Linked DNA regions of Homo sapiens: region 2 is linked to region 1. Evidence: chromatin loops called from intact Hi-C (ENCODE). Cell type or tissue: Calu3. All regions are shown on one strand. Links, peaks and the distances in the headings refer to the core of each region. The heading gives the core; the rest is flanking DNA.

Evidence for each region. A loop is a pair of places that touch in the nucleus more often than their neighbours do. Peaks named below come from ENCODE experiments on the same cell type or tissue, not always from the same donor. Only the 100,000 strongest peaks of a DNase experiment are listed, where the experiment ranks them.
Region 2: it touches region 1 in a loop (3-fold over the local background); 4 of 110 quality-filtered maps call a loop at or near these places.

Annotation. Positions count from the first base shown.
Region 1 is chrX:37,901,161-37,909,723 of GRCh38, forward strand. It overlaps a transcript of SYTL5 not described here. Among named protein-coding and RNA genes, the nearest start is that of DYNLT3, 58 kb to the left of the region's middle. In Calu3, for the core only: no CTCF peak of the experiment used is centred there; DNase peaks (open chromatin) are centred at 4,431 and 4,721.
Region 2 is chrX:37,842,363-37,850,925 of GRCh38, forward strand. It overlaps DYNLT3 (dynein light chain Tctex-type 3), which reads right to left and starts at 5,209. Exons shown (of 5, transcript NM_006520.3): 1 at 5,119-5,209; 2 at 3,955-3,996. The coding sequence starts at 5,148. RefSeq lists a silencer at 4,873-4,982. In Calu3, for the core only: no CTCF peak of the experiment used is centred there; a DNase peak (open chromatin) is centred at 5,239.

The DNA.
Region 1 (8,563 bases), core at 188-8,187:
CTGATTTTGAGGGGATCCCTTGGGACTATCCCATAGATCCAAGTTCACCTTACCTTGGGAGCAGATGGAACCAGACCCCAGGTGCTCTGCCATGAATCTCCCTCAGGTGATCCGGGCATCCCAAAGATCTTACCTCATAGAAGCTGTTGTAGAAGCAATTGCAGGAAGAGGCATTGATGCAGCGTTGTCATTAAGCAAAAAGCCAGGACTGCTGACACTACCCTGCCAGCAGACAAGCCTGCAGCTGGGCCTGAGGCTCTCACAGGATGCAAGGCAAGCACAGGATTCATATGAGGGACAACTATCTAACCGGAAAACACAAAACCTCCATTAAGCCTTCGCTCTGCAGCTTTTCTCAGAGATCCTTCCTGTCTCTCCTCTACACTCCCAAACTGAAGTTCTTCTCTAAGAAGTAGGCCCATATTATTCAATCATAAGAAGGAATGAAGTTCTGATGCATGCTACAACATGGATGACCTTGAAAACATTATGCTCAGTGAAAGAAGCCACACACAAAGGCCCACATATTTTATAATTCCATTTGTGTAAAATGTCTAGAATAGGCAACAAATGAAAGAGTTGAGTATTGTGTAAGGGAAGTTTGAGATTCCTATTGCCATTCAGGTGAGGATGTTGAGCAGGTTGCTCAACAGGTTGCTTGATAAGTGTCTGGAGTTCAGGAGAAATAACCAGTCCAGAGGCATAAATTTGGGAGTCATTAGCAAATAATTGGAATTTTAAAGCATGAGACTAGATTAGACTACATGGGCCTGATAAATATTTGATAGGTAATAAACAAATATACACAATATCTTCTGCTATAACACATTATCTATAACAAATAGTATATATGTAATAGGAAATAGGGGAAGAATGTCAATACCATGTGGACGTTGGGTTGAAGTAGAATTTTAACCTTCAGCATGAAAGGAAAAATCCCTCAATTTGGCTGCTGCAGTGTCAAAAGCCCTTTTAGCTTTATTTATGTTTTAAAATTAAAAGTGAGGTTCTACACCCAGGGCTTCCTCTCCAAGGAAGTAGACCCTCAGCCTTGCATGATTCTTGCCTCAGGCAGAGTGTACTTCTTCCTGTGCGCACCTTAATAGCAGCCTTTCTGTCTTAGACTTCCACTTCCATCTGCATTGTCTCAGCTCTCTCAAGTAGAATTTCCTCTCTATTGGTTTCTTGCATGTTTAATATCTACTGAGGTGGCCTCTAGCCATAACAAGCTGTGTGTCTGAGCTGTGCACAAGTCATCACCTGATATATTATTTTAAAAAAATTGTTAATGCTCTGCTTATAAAGGTACATAAGTTTTGAGTGATCTGCCTTAACTCTTATGCCTTGTTAGTTTTAGTGTGTGATTTTGAAAAATGAGAGATTTTTCAGCCGAGTATGTCATTTTATGTCAGAAATGCTTGTATACATATAATTGACATGCTACTTTTGTTCACATCTTTCCTGGCAGGAACTGAAAGGTATTTATATTTATGTTTCTCTCCCTCCGCCAAAATAAAACAAAACAAAACAAAGAACAAAAACCCAGGAATGGGCACATGACCCAGGCCAGCCAATCAGAATATACTACCTACCTGGCCATGGTAATTGTTTCAGGGATGGACACATGATCCAAGTAGAACCAAGAATTGTCCCTGGAGTTATCAGGAAAGAGAACTCTTTTAACTCTGGAACAATGTTACACACCATCTGCCTTAATAATGATGCCATTACAAGGGAAAGGAGACTCAAATTAAAATTCATTTATGCAGCCAAAAAACACACGAAAAAATGCTCACCATCACTGGCCATCAGAGAAATGCAAATCAAAACCACAATGATACACCATCTCACATCAGTTAGAATGGCAATCATTAAAAAGTCAGGAAACAACAGGTGCTGGAGAGGATGTGGAGAAATAGGAACACTTTTACACTGTTGGTGGGACTGGAAACTAGTTCAACCATTGTGGAAGTCAGTGTGGCGATTCCTCAGGGATCTAGAACTAGAAATACCATTCGACCCCGCCATCCCATTACTGGGTATATACCCAAAGGATTATAAATCATGCTGCTATAAAGACACATGCACATGTATGTTTATTGCGGCACTATTCACAATAGCAAAGACTTGGAACCAACCCAAATGTCCAACAATGATAGACTGGATTAAGAAAATGTGGCACATATACACCATGGAATACTATGCAGCCATAAAAAATGATGAGTTCATGTCCTTTGTAGGGACATGGATGAAGCTGGAAACCATCATTCTCAGCAAACTATTGCAAGGGCAAAAAACCAAACACTGCATGTTCTCACTCATAGGTGGGAATTGAACAATGAGAACACATGGACACAGGAAGGGGAACATCACACACTGGGGCCTGTTGTGGGGTGGGGGGAGGGGGGAGGGATAGCATTAGGAGATATACCTAATGTTAAATGACGAGTTAATGGGTGCAGCACACCAACATGGCACATGTATACATATGTAACAAACCTGCACGTTGTGCACATGTACCCTAAAACTTAAAGTATAATAAAAAATAAATAAAAATAATAAAATTCAAAGTAAATTACTCATCTTGTATATATTTCTCCCTTCTTGTCTTCCTGGAAAACTCCTAATTGTTTTTCAAGACTCAGTTCAATTGCCGTCTTCTGGTAAAATGTTTCCTGACCACCTCCTGCCTCCTCCATGAAGTACTGTGAGCTTCCTTCTTATTCCCACAGCACCTTTGTACACATTTCTCTTACAGCATTGTTATGTAACTTTGCTTTATTATCTGCTCTTCCCCTTCCCCCACCCCTCAGTCTGTGGCATTCTTGATGGTAGTCACATTACCTTATCCATTTCTATAAACCTAGGACCTAACACAATGTCTAGTATGCATTAGGTGCACAGTAAATGTGAGTTGAATGAATTAATGAAGATATGGCTCTGGTAATATATGGCTGATTGCTTTGCGCAAGAAGACACATTGTCTTGGAGGCACACACGCACACACACACACACTCACTCTCTGGGGAATGTAAGATTTTTGATAGGTAAGAATTTTGATCCAATCTTAAAACAAACAAAAAAGAGGTGTGTGTGGGGTGGTCCGGGGGGGGGGGTGATATTTCCTGCAAGGTAGGGTTCGAGGAAAGGCACTTCATTAAAATTAAACTTGAAAATAGGGCATTGGGAGAGAATGCAGAGTGGGGGGGACTTTAGAAAAAGAGAACAAATAAAATTGGAAATGAAACACTGCCTTATAAAATTAGAAAATAGAGGTAGAAAAACTGAAGGCTGGTATTATTCAGGGAAGTAGGTATAGACAAGCAAGAAAAGTAAAGGTAAAGAAATGGAAAAAGATGGAAAGTAGAGGTGGGAGCCAGAGACAGGGGGAGGAAGGTCCTGGATAGTAGACTTCTGAGCTTTCAATAAAGCTTTATTTTCCACTATGTGTTAGGCCATGTGCTGGGTTATTAGTACATTGAAATGAGTAACTTATATTCCCTACGCATCCAATTATGGGGGAGATCTCAGTTTATAATGGTATAAGAAAGCAATGGGATGACAACAAAGGGCGAGTGTTAGGGGATATTGCCCACTTTTTGAAATTGGACCCCCATCCTTTACCAGAGTTGTAAGAAGTCTGACAGCTGAAATGCTGTCCTCAAGTTGAGAAAATGGCCCACCCCTTCCCTATTCTTGTTTCTTTCTCTCTGAACTCTATAATCCCTCACCCTTGCCAGGGCTAAAGGAACTCTTTTTATACATTTTCTTCCTTCCAGTTTTGATATGGTGAAGGCAGGACTGAGGGCTCATCACCCCTACCCCTCCTCCTAGCAGAACAAGTTGACCTTTACCAGAACACACCAGGTCATGAGTCAGAATTCCCATGCCATGTTTGCTGAAGCTATTAACTCTTCTAAGTCCTGGCACCCCAGGACATCTTGACCGTCCCAACGAAGCACTGCCACCAAAACCAGTTTGGGTGGAGCCTTGGCTTTTCTTACTCCATGTCAAATTAGGAAGGTGACCCCTGGCACCAGGGTCCCATCATTCCCCACAGTACTTTTCCAAGACCCAGGGGGGATATGAGAGAGGAGAGACTTGCAGCCTCCTCCACAAGGAAGGGGGCTCCTAGGAGATGAGATGGGAGTAACTTGTGCCTTGGCTGTGGTGAGCAGTAGGGGTACTCCTGGTGTAGGTACAAACTGTGGGAGGTTTGGGCATAGCCATATCCACCTTGCAGGTGGATGTGTCAGATGGGCCATGGTGTGTGTGTGTGGGGGGGGCGTGGGGGGTGACAGTTCCTGCAAGGTAGGGTCCGAGGAAAGGAAAGACCTATGGAAAAGGATACACCTGGGATCTTGAGGAGCCAGCTGCACCTGTTTCTGGGCTGAGAGGCTTCCGGAGCCACCACAAGGTGGAGACCAAGGATGGCGGGGGTGGGGTCTTTGCAGACCGGTTGTTAAGTCCTGGGGCTGGCTGTGCATCCTGAAGCCCGTTTGGCACAGCCTGCAGGAGGGACTTTGCAAAGCCGCGTCCAGGTAGTATATGAAAGGTGTGTTGAGCTCAAATGGTCAGCCCGGGGTCATGGGGTCCTGGGGTGGCGGGGAGCCGAGAAGAGGGAGATCCACGAAGGAGGCTTTCACCCCTTGGCAGCGGGCGGCTGCCTTGAGGGGCGGGCTGTGCCTGGCGCGACTCTGGCGCCGCCGCCTGGGGGCATCCGGCTGTGAGCCCCGTGGATGGGGCGCCTGGAGACCGCGTCTCTCGAGGCACTAGGTCCTGGTACTTGCTGGGGGTGGGGAGGGAGAGGGGCGCACAGCGCCGAGAGGCGGACGCCAAGCGCGTGAGTCACTCTGCTCCCCTGGGTTAGGAGCGGGACTTTGCCTCCCGCCTGGGGTCTGCATTTCAGCTCCAGCTTCAGTGACTCATCCCAGCAGGCTGACCCCCTCCTGAGGCTGGACCAGCTGCCTCTCCGTCTAGGTGAGGGCCAGGCAAGTTTCTCGTCTTCTGATGCTTACTGTTTGGGGGACTCGCGGGGAGGGGGTCTTCCAGCCTGTGTCTGTCTGCCTTTGCTTCCTCCCTCTGGCTCTCTCCATTGGAGACAGAAAGTTAGATTTAAAAAACGCAACAGAGAATATAAAATCTATGCTCAGACCCCAGATAAACAAAACTCTGGGGCCATATTCTTAATTTACCGGGTACCTTCACATGTCCGAATGCGGCGTTTATGGAGCTAGGAATGTTTTATTTGTTTCGTGTATTTCCCTCCTCTCCCCCATTTTCCTCCGGTGTAATTCTTAGAGGTGGGGACAGGAGAGCCAGAGGGCTTAGCTGGGATCCTTTGCCAGAGTGGCTTCTTCATTCTCTGCGAGGTAGCAGATGTTTTACTGTAGCCTGAGTTGGGATCTTGGAACAACCCTCTCCAGCCCAGGACATGCCAGCGCTTAAGGTAACTGCAGTTGTTGCATATCTATCTCGTTATCACTGACTGAATCGAAATGTTCCGGAGGCACAATTAATGTGAATGCCAGAATGTTGAAACAATTCATTGAAGGACACTATTGAATGTTTTATTTTCAAAGTATCGTATTCCAGGAAAATTTTAGAAGACTATTGCTGGTTTTATTTTCTCTATTTTCAGATATGCTCCAAAGCCTATTATTCCCTTGCAAGACAACCAGTGAGGACCTATTCTGTTTCTTATAAGGATTTAACAGTGCAAAACTACGTGTTAGTTTCTCCTCTAAGGTTAGGGACCTCCTTCTGTTAACCTCTTTTAGAAAAATCATTTTGGTGGTGGTGGCGGGGAGATGTTTCCCCTTTCTCTATCATTAAATGCAAAATGTTTCTGTGACTATTAAGTAAATACTAATTATTGTTATTTTTGCTTAAAAGGAGCAGAGGAGAGCATCTCCCAGAATGCATGAATTTGTGGTTCATATTGATAACTGATTGCTTTACCATCAAATTGTTTGGTTTGATGCAATGTTAACAAGTGGTCTTAATTCACAACACAGAAGTATTCTATTCCAGAAAACAACCCTGCTGATATGCCTGCCACCCCCACCCCAAAATGCACACACAAAACCATGTTTTTGTCTTGCTTTGTGGGAGAGAAAAATGGATGGGGTATCTTTTCTGGCAGTTGATTAGTCCCCGATCTTTCTTGAATTGTCATTTGTTTTATAACCTATAATTATAGAAAAGAACCCTCCTTGAAATAAAATTAATAAAACCTTACATGTTTAGTCAGATCACAGGAATAATTTTTTAGAGTTGAGTGGAAGCTTCCATGATCCTCTTCCAATGTCGTCCCCGGGGAGCCGTTAAGCTTCCCACTTCTCTGATAACATAACTCCTCTACTCTACATACCTCTATCTTAGCTCTTACCACCTTATGATTCTAGGTTTACATATCCATCTTGCTTAGAGTAATAAAATTTATTTGGAAGCAAGGGTAATGCCTTATTAATCTTTGTATCCCTGGAGCCTAGTAAAGTAAGGTCTGTTGAAAAAAAATGAATGAATAAAATAATTTGGCAGTCCAGATTAGGTTTACCATTCCTTGAAATCCACCTGTGCATTCTTTCTCTTCACTCCTAAAAGATAAGTCATTTAATTCAATGGTACTCAAAGTGTGGATCCTCAGAATACACTGTGTTCTAAATAAATGAGAGTTTTCTATATTTGAAAAAATCTATATATTGTTGTGAACTTTAATATTTAATTTTTTATTTTTTATTTTTTATTTTTTTGCTGAAAGTAACAGAAAAGCCAACTAAACATGGCTTGTAATACTACAGAAGTTTAGCTGGGCGCAGTAGCATGTGCCTGTGGTCCCAGCTACACAGGAGGCTGAGGTGGGAGGATCCCTTGAGCCCAGGATTTTAAAGCTGCAGTGAGCTATGATTGCACCACTACATTCTAGTTTGGGTGACAGGGTAAGACCCTGTCTCTAAAGAAAAAAAAAAAAAACAAAGAAAATAGAGAAGGCTGACAGTAGGTAATAACTGGAGTTGATACAGTGACCCAACAATATCAGGGTTCTGAGTCAGTGTCTTACCCTCATGGCTTCAAGATGGCTCTAACAGCTCAAGACACTCGGTCCTAATCCCATGTTCAATGACAGGAAACGGGGTGGAAAAGGTCAGAGTATTTTTCCTCATGCAACTTTCTCATCAGAGAAAAAATATCCTTCCCCAAATTTATCTAACAGAATCCTACTTTTATCTCATTGGCAATATCTGGGGCACATAGCTGCCCTTAGTGGCAAAGGAGACTGGGAAAGTATCCGTTTTTTCAGCTTCTATAGTGGAAAGGCAGCCAGGGAGAGGCAGGTAGGTGATGTATTTGGGGAACTGACCAGAAAGTCTTCTAGACTGTCAAGAAAATAAGTCTTTTTGAACCTGTGATCGTATCAATGTTCTGGCCAAGTAAAATACTAAATATTAATCAATGTAGCAAAAGCACACATTTAGAGCAGATTTCCCCTCTCCACATGGGTATATGGTATTTTAAGGGTGCCAAATCACTTTTATGGAGTGTGCTAACTTTTAGAGACTGCACCTTGCCTGTGTGTGTGTGTGTGTAATCTCATAGGGTTTCTATTAAGTATGGATCAAACCCTCAAGTTCCTGGAAAAGAGTAAATATTCAGTAAATAGTTGTCCTTTGAGTGGAGTGTTGAGTTTGGGAGCTTCAAAACTTCACAGGGACATGGGAAAGGATTTAGTGAGGAAAAAAAACTGATGAGTGGTTTGCTGCCAATGCCTTGGAAGGCTGGTTTACAGCATCTGAATGTCTTTAATTTGGATCCTAGGAGCCTGGAGGGAAACTTAACAAGAGGGAAAAGAAGAACCTAGGGAGAGGTAGTGGCACTGACAACTTGGTTCAACAGATTATCTTTGGGGACCTTCTCTATACCTGTACTGGGGAAGATGTACTACTGCCCCCCTCCCCCACACACAGTTCAAAATGGTCCCTAGCACACACACACACACTAAAACTTAAAAAGTTGAAGCATGAAAAGAGTGTATATTATTGCCCGCTTTGATTTAACTTTCTCTTTTCCAGTAGAATATTCTCTCAAATACTTACAGAAGGTAGTTTTTGGACATCATGGTGGGAGATCAGATAAGCAAGTATCGAGAGATTGAAATTTAATGATTACAATTGTCTTAGATTTCTCATCAATGAAAAGAATGGAGTAGATCAAGCTTGTCCAACCTGTGGCTTGCAGGCCACATGCAGCCCATGACAGCTTTGAATGTGGCTCAACACAAATTTGTAAACTTTCTTAAAACATTATGAGATTTTTTTTCAATTTTTTTTTTTTAGCTCATCAGCTATCATTAGTGTTAGTGTATTTTATGTGTGGCCCAAGACAATTCTTCTTCCAGTGTGGCCCAGGTAATCCAAAAGACTGGACACCCCTGGAGTAGATTAGCAGTGGTATTCAAACTTTGTTGCACATTAAAAATTACCTGGGGAGGTTTTTTTGTTTGTTTGTTTTCTGTTTTTATTTTTTTTTTTGAGATGGAGTCTCACTGTTGTTGCCCAGGCTG
Region 2 (8,563 bases), core at 430-8,429, 59 kb before region 1:
TAAAAACATAATTCTTATGTATACTAATTATATTCTCATTCATACTATGTGATTGTTTAGCTATGAAACAACAACTGATTATATTCTCATTCATACTATGTGATTGTTTAGCTATGAAACAACTAGCACACTTGCCACTGAAAGTAAATAAAGATGCTCTAGAAAGATAAAGTCAAATATCATAATTTCCCATAGTGCTTGATTTCATCCACTTCTGACACCTGATTAAAAGCACTGGCTCTAGTATCACAATCCTAGGTTTTAAGGCCTACTTTGACACCTATCTGCTATGTGACCTTTAGCAAGTGACTTAACCCCTTCAAATCCCTATTTTCCTAATCCTTATAGTAAGGATAACAGCATCATCTTATCAGGTTGTTGTTAGGATGAAATGAGACAATGAATACCAAGTGCTCAAACAGGACTAGCACAGAGTTAGCATATAAATAATGTTAACTACTATTATCATATTGCTGCTGTTATATTTTATATTTGAGTGATAAAGCCTGGATAATAAAGCACTCATTTAATTCATTTTTAGAATCTAACACACACATGCAGCTTCATTTACTATCATTAGACTCATTTAATTCATTTTTAGAATCTAGCTTAATAATACACACATACACACACATGCAGCTTTATTTACTATAATTAGACCACAGTAAAGATTTATGAAGGCACTAATACAAAATCTTAAGTTGGATAGTATAAAATCTTCACTAATGATAAAATATGAAAAGAGAAATGAAATATTTTAGCAAGGTTGACAAAAGTAATATGGCTCAAATTTTTCTCCTAGAAAGCTCAATAACATGACAAAGTAGGAAGGGTAGTGGCTTAAGGATCAGGGGAATAGAATTTTAATTCTGGCTTTACCATTCCTAAGCTGGTGACCTTTGGACAAACCTATTCCTCTCTTGAGATCACCTTTCCTTAAGGATAAAGTAAGAGCACTCATTTTTCTTTCAGGTTATTTAGTAGGACCACTCCAAGTTTTGCTCTAAACAGCAGAAAACACCATGGGGTGTGGGTGCCACTGTAAATAGCCCTGCTAATTACTATTAATTAACATCTAGCCTAATTAATTACATTAACATGGAGGCCCATGAGACAATGAGGTCCTTAAACAGCTCTGTATTCTCAGTGCTAAACTCAGGACCTGGGCACTTAGCAGGTATTCAACAAATGTTGTTGAAGCAATATTGGTTTTGATATACTCGCTGGGTATCTTAAATCAAATACACTTTAGACTAAATTCTAAGTCATTTGTAGCTCACTTTTTCTTCGACGATTTTTTGGGGAAGCAATTTCTATTACTAACACTAAAGAAAATGTATGCATATTACTGATAAATGGGTGTCTCTGAGTTCAGAAGGAAAAACATATTAGCATAGGGGCTCAGAGCAAGAAATCAAAGGAAAGAAAATAAGATCAATAAGAAAATAAGATCAGTAAGGAAATCAGAAATAACTGCTGAAATTATGTAATCATCTAGGAAGTGCTAAACTGTTTTAAAATGTTGCTCATTCTCAGGCATTTCCAATGTCTCAATGGAAATGTTTCAATGGCAGAAGAGGGTTGGTTCATGGGAAGAGGAAAGATAGACATTTAGCTGCAAGTAACCTGTAGCAAAGCTGAGTTTCTTTGCAGTCTCATATTTCATATAAAAATTCAAGAGAAGCTTGTTTTGACTACATAATGCATCAGAGTTTGTTTTTATTCAAAAATGTTTTCAGTTATATTATTTATATTACTTAACTCCCTCTCACAAATATTCAAGAAAAACTGATGTTCTAAAATGCATCCAGTGACTTCTAGCACCACCTAGCCACTGCCGAGTATGTATTTCCCAGTTGAAAAAGCATGATTCTTTTAATTTGATATAATATTAAAGTAACAGGCATATGGTTTGAAAAATCCAGTAGAACAGAAAAGCTTAGAATGAAGAGTTTCCTTCCCACCCTTTCCTTTCCCATCCCCAGTCCCATTCCCCAGAGGAAACTCATCAGTGTACAACTGTTTTTATTTCTTCCAAGGGTTACTTATGTATCTCCAAATAATGTTTATCTCACTATTTCCTGATTTATGAATTATAGGCAACATCCATGTAACTCCTACTATGATAGATGAAAATTTGGTTCCCTCAGACCACCCGCCCCCTTCTCTCAATATAGTGAAATCACGATTTTTTAACTTAAATATATTTACACTGTTAGAAACATGTTTCTTTTCCACTCTGGATGTTTTCTTCAACGCAGAGGATTGTTCTTTAACATTCCTGGCCTCTTGTCCTGTCAGTTATTCCTCCCCATGGAGGTGGAATGAGTTACCTGGTTGGTGGGTGATAACCATTGTTCTAACATCTCATTTGGGAGTCTCCCAAATGTGTTGAACTTGGGCTTTAGTTTCTCCTTCCCTCTCCACCCAAACCAATGAAAGGCACCAGCCTGAACAAGTGTTTCTCTCTGCTGACTCAAACTTTCTCTTGGATGACTCTTCCCAGGGCTGAACTGAATGGGAGTTAGCAAAACAAGGTACAATCATCAAACTGGTTTTTATCAATAATAAAGGTGGTATTTTGTTCTCTTTCTAATGGCTCTTTTTTCTTTTCATTTGGTTCAGAACTTAAGGAAGAAGGCACTATTTAAATGGAATCCCAAATAGCCCAGCATTCTTTCTTTTATGTTCCATCAACCAAGGACAGTCTTTCCTGACTTGCCACTTTGAAAACTAAGATCACTCCCTTCTCATTACCTCCACTCCCTCTTCCACCTCCCAGTTTCCCTCATTTGTGCTTTTACATTGTAAAGGTATTAAAAACCTTTGCTTTCTACTTTTAATAATTAAATACTCTCAGGCTACATAGATAGAATGCATAATTCTGAAGTATTCAAATATGGCAGGATTTTCAGGTGCCTGTCTATTCCTCTCAGACCTTGAGTTAATTCTAGCTGTGTAAGGCCAGACCTGGGTGTCAAAAAATACCTTTCCCACACTGTGGTCTGTATGTGATACCTCTAAAATAATGAACGGTCCCCTGCCAGAATTAATTCCCAAAGGTAATTTCTTTTCTATTTGCCTAAAAGGAGTTTCAAATATTTTTCTTAAAATTTTGATTCACTATCATATCAATGCTTAAAATATGTTAAATGATCATTTTTTCCAATTATATTGGGCAAAAAAGTGTACATGCCCAAAGGCAGATATTTCTAGGGCTTTTGTTATCTATTTTATACAATATACATATATATTATACATATACTTTACATTATAAAAGTTGACGTGTGTACATATATATGCGTACATATACTTTATAGCATTAACATTTAAAATAATGTTTGCTTTCTGGAATAAAAGTTATTTTATCCAAAAGACAGGGCATCAATTTTAAACCAGTTTTCTAGACTAAGAAAATCCTTAAGCATCTCTTTCAGAATAAGCCTCAAGATGCTGATAGCACACAACAAAATATAGAAGGACCCCTATAAAGAGTTAGTGGATAAATATTTAAAATCTTGTTCTTGGCCGGGTGTGGTGGTTCACGCCTGCAATCCCAGCACTTTGGGAGGCCAAGGCGGGTGGATCACCGGAGGTCAGGAATTCGAAACCAGCCTGACCAATAAGGTGAAACCCCGTCTCTACTAAAAATACAAAAATTGGATGGGTGTGGTGGCGGGCGCCTGTAGACCCAGCTACTCGGGAGGCTGAGACAGGAGAATTGCTTGAACCCAGGAGGTGGAGGTTGCAGTGAGCTGAGATCACACCACTGTTCTCCAGCATGGGTGACAGAGCGAGACTCCATCTCAAAAAACAATAAAATAAAATAAAACAAAACAAAATATTCTTCTTTTAACAGTAAGGTTTCTAAGTTTGTGCTGAAACTCAAAATATAGCTTTTAAAAATCTCCACCAGTGCAGCAAGCTTCAAGAGAAACAAAATGTATGACTCACCTCTTTGACAATATTGTGGGCTTCCTCAGCATTGAAGCCAACCTAAAGGGAAAACAAAAGGTAAAGCTGCTTTCAACACAGGCTTACAAGTATGACGCTACACAGAATATCCTAGGCTGGCCTAGACAGGTGTTAAAGTGTTAAAGGGCATCAGGTCTACAGAAGGGGCCAATCTTGCCCCTAAACACTTAAAAATACTGAATGCTTTCCCTACCTACCTCCCGTGAGGTCTGGGGCAGAGCCTGCAAGTCTACATTTTTTTTTAAAAAAGTGCTTTATACTGGTGATTCTAATGAACATCCTAGATTAAGAATCATTGTATTGTAAAACGTAGGAAATAAGCAAGAGGTGACTATGAGGATGTTATGTGTCATAAGAATATAGAAATGGTTTCAGCTAAGTGAGAGAATGAAGTGGTCCATATGAAGAGAATGCTTAGTAGACTATTTTCAATTTTGTTTTTAACTTATGCTAGGCAAAAATTTCTAGGCAAAAATTCCTTTCCCAAATTAAAGATTATGAAAATACTTGATAACTCAAGATTAATATCACTTTAGTACTATAAAGTGGTCTGACAACTTAGTCTTTTCTTTGGAGTCCCCATCAATAACAGGGAGATAACAACTGACATCATGGGTTTCTGGTGAGGGTTGGGAAAGCCTGAGTCAGTAAGCAAGGGCTCGTAATCCATAAAGCACCTCCTTGCCTAATCCTGGCAAGCATTACCGGGAGCGGGAATGGCAGTGCCACCAGGACCCCGAGACTCCGAGCCATGGGGGCTGCAGCACCCGCGCTGAGGAAGCCAAGGGACGGAGGCAGCAGCGGGAAGACCCGTTTTCGAGGCCCGCCCGGTAGGAGGGCGGCGCCCGTCACCCCATGCCCACTCCTCGCACCCAAGTCAGGCCTCGTCCTCCCAACCCTGCCCCGACCCCACCGTCTGATCCGCGCGCTCCTGGCCACCCCTCCCACCCCGAATCTCAGGACTTTGGGGTGGGGAGAACGGGTCGGGCGGGGCGGATCCCGGGCCCAGGGGAGAGGACCCGGGCTCGGAGGACGCCGCACCCCAACTCTTGGGACCGCCCTCGCTGGGAGACCACCCGGCAAGAGCCCCGCGCAGAGGAAGGCGGGAGTGGGGGGCGCTCCCAGGTAGCCAAGGGGCGGTACCTCGTCGCAGTGGCGATGGTACTCCTCCATGGTAGCGCCGGCTCTCCCTGGGGCGGAGCGACACGCCGGTAGAGCACCGCGGCCGCGCACTGGCCTCCGGGGAGGCCCCACCCCCGTTTATGGCCTAGGGCCTTTCCCTACGCAATCCCCGCCTTTGTGTCGCAGTGGCGTCACCTGGCAGCGCTGGGCGGGCTTCGGGCAACGCCAGGCGTCACTTCAGGCCACGCACTTTTTCCTCGCTTCCTCTGCCCTTTCTGGAAACAAGGGATGAATGTAAAGAACTGGGAATGGCGCCAGTGTGGATCAGATGGGGTGACCTAGTGGCAGTTAGTCTAGACTCCGCACTAGTGGTTGAGTGCCCACTGCTGTGATTACTTGCACGTATTTGTTCATTCACCATCATGTGGCACATAAATGTAGTTAATTTCGTGGTAAACCAGCCACTTTGATTTGTCCACTTACTAGCTATGTTACTTGGAAAAATTCACCTCCCACAGCTTCAGTTTTCTCATATGGAAACTTACCATCATACCTATTTCACTACTGGTTGTAAGGATCTGATGAGAAGCTGTATACACGGCTCCTAAAGTAGATGCTTCTCAACAAGAGAACAATGACTACATTTTAAAATAAATGTAGTAATTTTAAATTAGTAATTTTAAAATAAATGTAGTAATTTTAAATTAGTAATTTTAAAATAAATTACTAATTTCCAGATGATCCTAGACACTTCCTCAAAACCTCACAATAAGTCAGAGGAGTTAGTTCTTCCATCACTGCTTTTATCAAGATGAAACTGAGGTATAGAGAATTTAATTTGCCCAAGGTCATACAGCCAGTAGGGTGTAGAAAAGGGACTTGAGCTCAAGTAGTCTGATAGCAGAGCCCAAGCTCTTAACCACTGTATTACTTTCCTATTGCTACTGTAACAAATTACCGTAAATGTAGTGCCTTAAAGAAACACAGTCCTGTTCTCTTACAGTTCTGTTACCAGTGTAGGGTGTCCAGGTTCTTGGCTCTTTGAACAAAGAATTGGACAAAACGCACAAACAAAGCAAGGAAAGAATGAAGCAACAAAAGCAGAGATTTATTGAAAACGAAAGTACACTCTACAGGGTGGGAGCGGGCAGAGAAGCCGCTCAAGGGCCGGGATCCAGAATCTTCTCTGGTCCAAATACCCCCTAGAGATTTCCCATTGGCCACTTGGTGTGCACCCCATGTAAATGAAGTAGTGGCCCACAATCAGAGGCTGAAGTTACAAAGGCCACACTCCTATGCAAACGTCTGATTGGTTGCAAGAAAGCAACCATCAGAGGCTAAAGTGAAGTTACAAAGTTGCACTTCTATTCAAACAAAGATTTGGCCCATAATCAGTTTGATTGGTTGCAGACAGCAACCAATCAGAGGCTGAAGTGAAGTTACAAAGTTCCACTCCTGTGCAAATGTCTGATTGGTTGCTTTTTGCTCTTTGGTTGCAAAAAGCAACCAATCAGAGGTACTTTAAATTTCCCATCTGCCCTGCAGAAAAGGTGGGGATTTGCAAAGGGAATAGCCTCTGGTCCTTTTGTTACTTAGGCATGGAAGGTATGGAAGGTTAGGGTTTTCCTTTTTTTTTTTTTTTTGAGACGGAGTTTCACTCTTGCTGCCCAGGCCGGAGTGCAATGGCGCGATCTCGGCTCACCCACGGCAACCTCCGCCTCTCGGGTTCAAGCGATTCTCCTGCCTCAGCCTTCTGAGTAGCTGAGATTACAGGCATGCACCACCACGCCCAGCTAATTTTGTATTTTTAGTAGAGACGGGGTTTCTCCATGTTGGTCAGGTTGGTTTCGAACTCCCGACTTCATCGACCTCAAGTGATCTGCCTGCCTCAGCCTCCCAAAGTGCTGGGATTACAGGCGTGAGCCACTGTGCCTGGCCAGGGTTTTCCTTTCAATTTAGTTCTATGAAGTAAGCGTGAAACAGTTTTAAGTTCCCTGCCTCCTGACCCTATTCTCCTGCCTCAGTTCTGGAGGTCAGAAGTCTAAAATGGGCCCATAGAGCTGCATGCCTTCTGGAGGCTCCAAGACAGACTCTGTTTCTTTGCCTTTTCCAGCTTCTAGAGATTGCCTGCATTCCTTGGCTCATGACCCCTTCCTCCAAATTCAAAGCCAGTAGTATCTTTTCTCCTCTCTCGCTTCTGCTTCAAAGGAAGTGTGAGGCATCTCTATAAACGAGAGATGTATGACTCTTGCCCTCCTGTTTCCCTCTCAAGACCCTTAACTTAATCACATATGCCATGTGTCTTTTGCACTCTGTATCATATTCACAGATTCTCAGAATTCAGATGTGGACAAATTTGAGGGGGAGCATTATTCAGCCAACCACAACACTTTTCTATTTTGCTCCCCAGAATCAAAGTTGGAAACCATTAGTCTTCTAGTCCATCTCCCTTATTTTACAAGTAAAACTGAAGCTGAGAAGATAAAGTAACTTCTACAGGGCACATAGGTGTTAACTGGACTCCTGGGCTTCTGAACCTCAGGCTCTTATTTTATGAACTTAGAACCAAACAAGGCTGTTTACTTGATAGTATGGTGTTTGTTATTGGTTCTCCTAAGTTGTGGATCATGCAGGGTTACTGCAGAAAAGTGACTGTAATTCATAGAGGAAGCACATCCTCTTTCAAGAATTTTTTTTACCAAAGTTTTCATCCTATGAGCAACTCCGGCAGTCTATTCATGAGAAGGATTCGTAGTGTCTTTGTGAACATCAGTTTTATTTCCCTAAAGAACTGTTTCTATGCCTGGGTGGGTTAAACCCTGAAGTTACCTAATCTTAATACTGCAAGAGCTACACCAGCACATCTCAAGTTTGTGTTATGTGATCATTCATGATGCATATAAAGTGAGATGAAGAAGTGTTGTTCCAGTTACCATTCCTGTGTAATAAATTACCCCAGAATTTAGCAGCTTATTTACTATATTATGCTCATGGATTCGTTTAGTCAGAAATTTGAACAAGGCACAGCAGAAATAATTTGCCTCTGCTCTGTGATGTCTGGGGCCTCAGGTGGGGAGACTCAAAGACTGGAGGAAATTCAATGGTGGGGACCAGAATCATCTGAAGACTTGTTCATTCACATGTCTGATATCTGGGCTTGGATGAATAAAATATTAGCACTTCCAACTGGAGCAACAACACATGGCCCCACCGAGTGGATTGGCTTCTTACCATCATGGCAACCTTAGGGTAGCCAGATCTTTTACATGGCAACTCAAGGCTCCAAGCATGAGGGTTCCATCGAGCATGGCAGAAGATATGTCACCTTTTATCACCTAGTGTCACGAGTTACACAGCAGCCCTTCTACCATACTCTAATCATTGAAACATTCACTCAGATTCAAGGGGAGGGGACACATAATCCACTTCTCAATGGGAGAAGTGTCAAATAATTTGGGGCTCATGC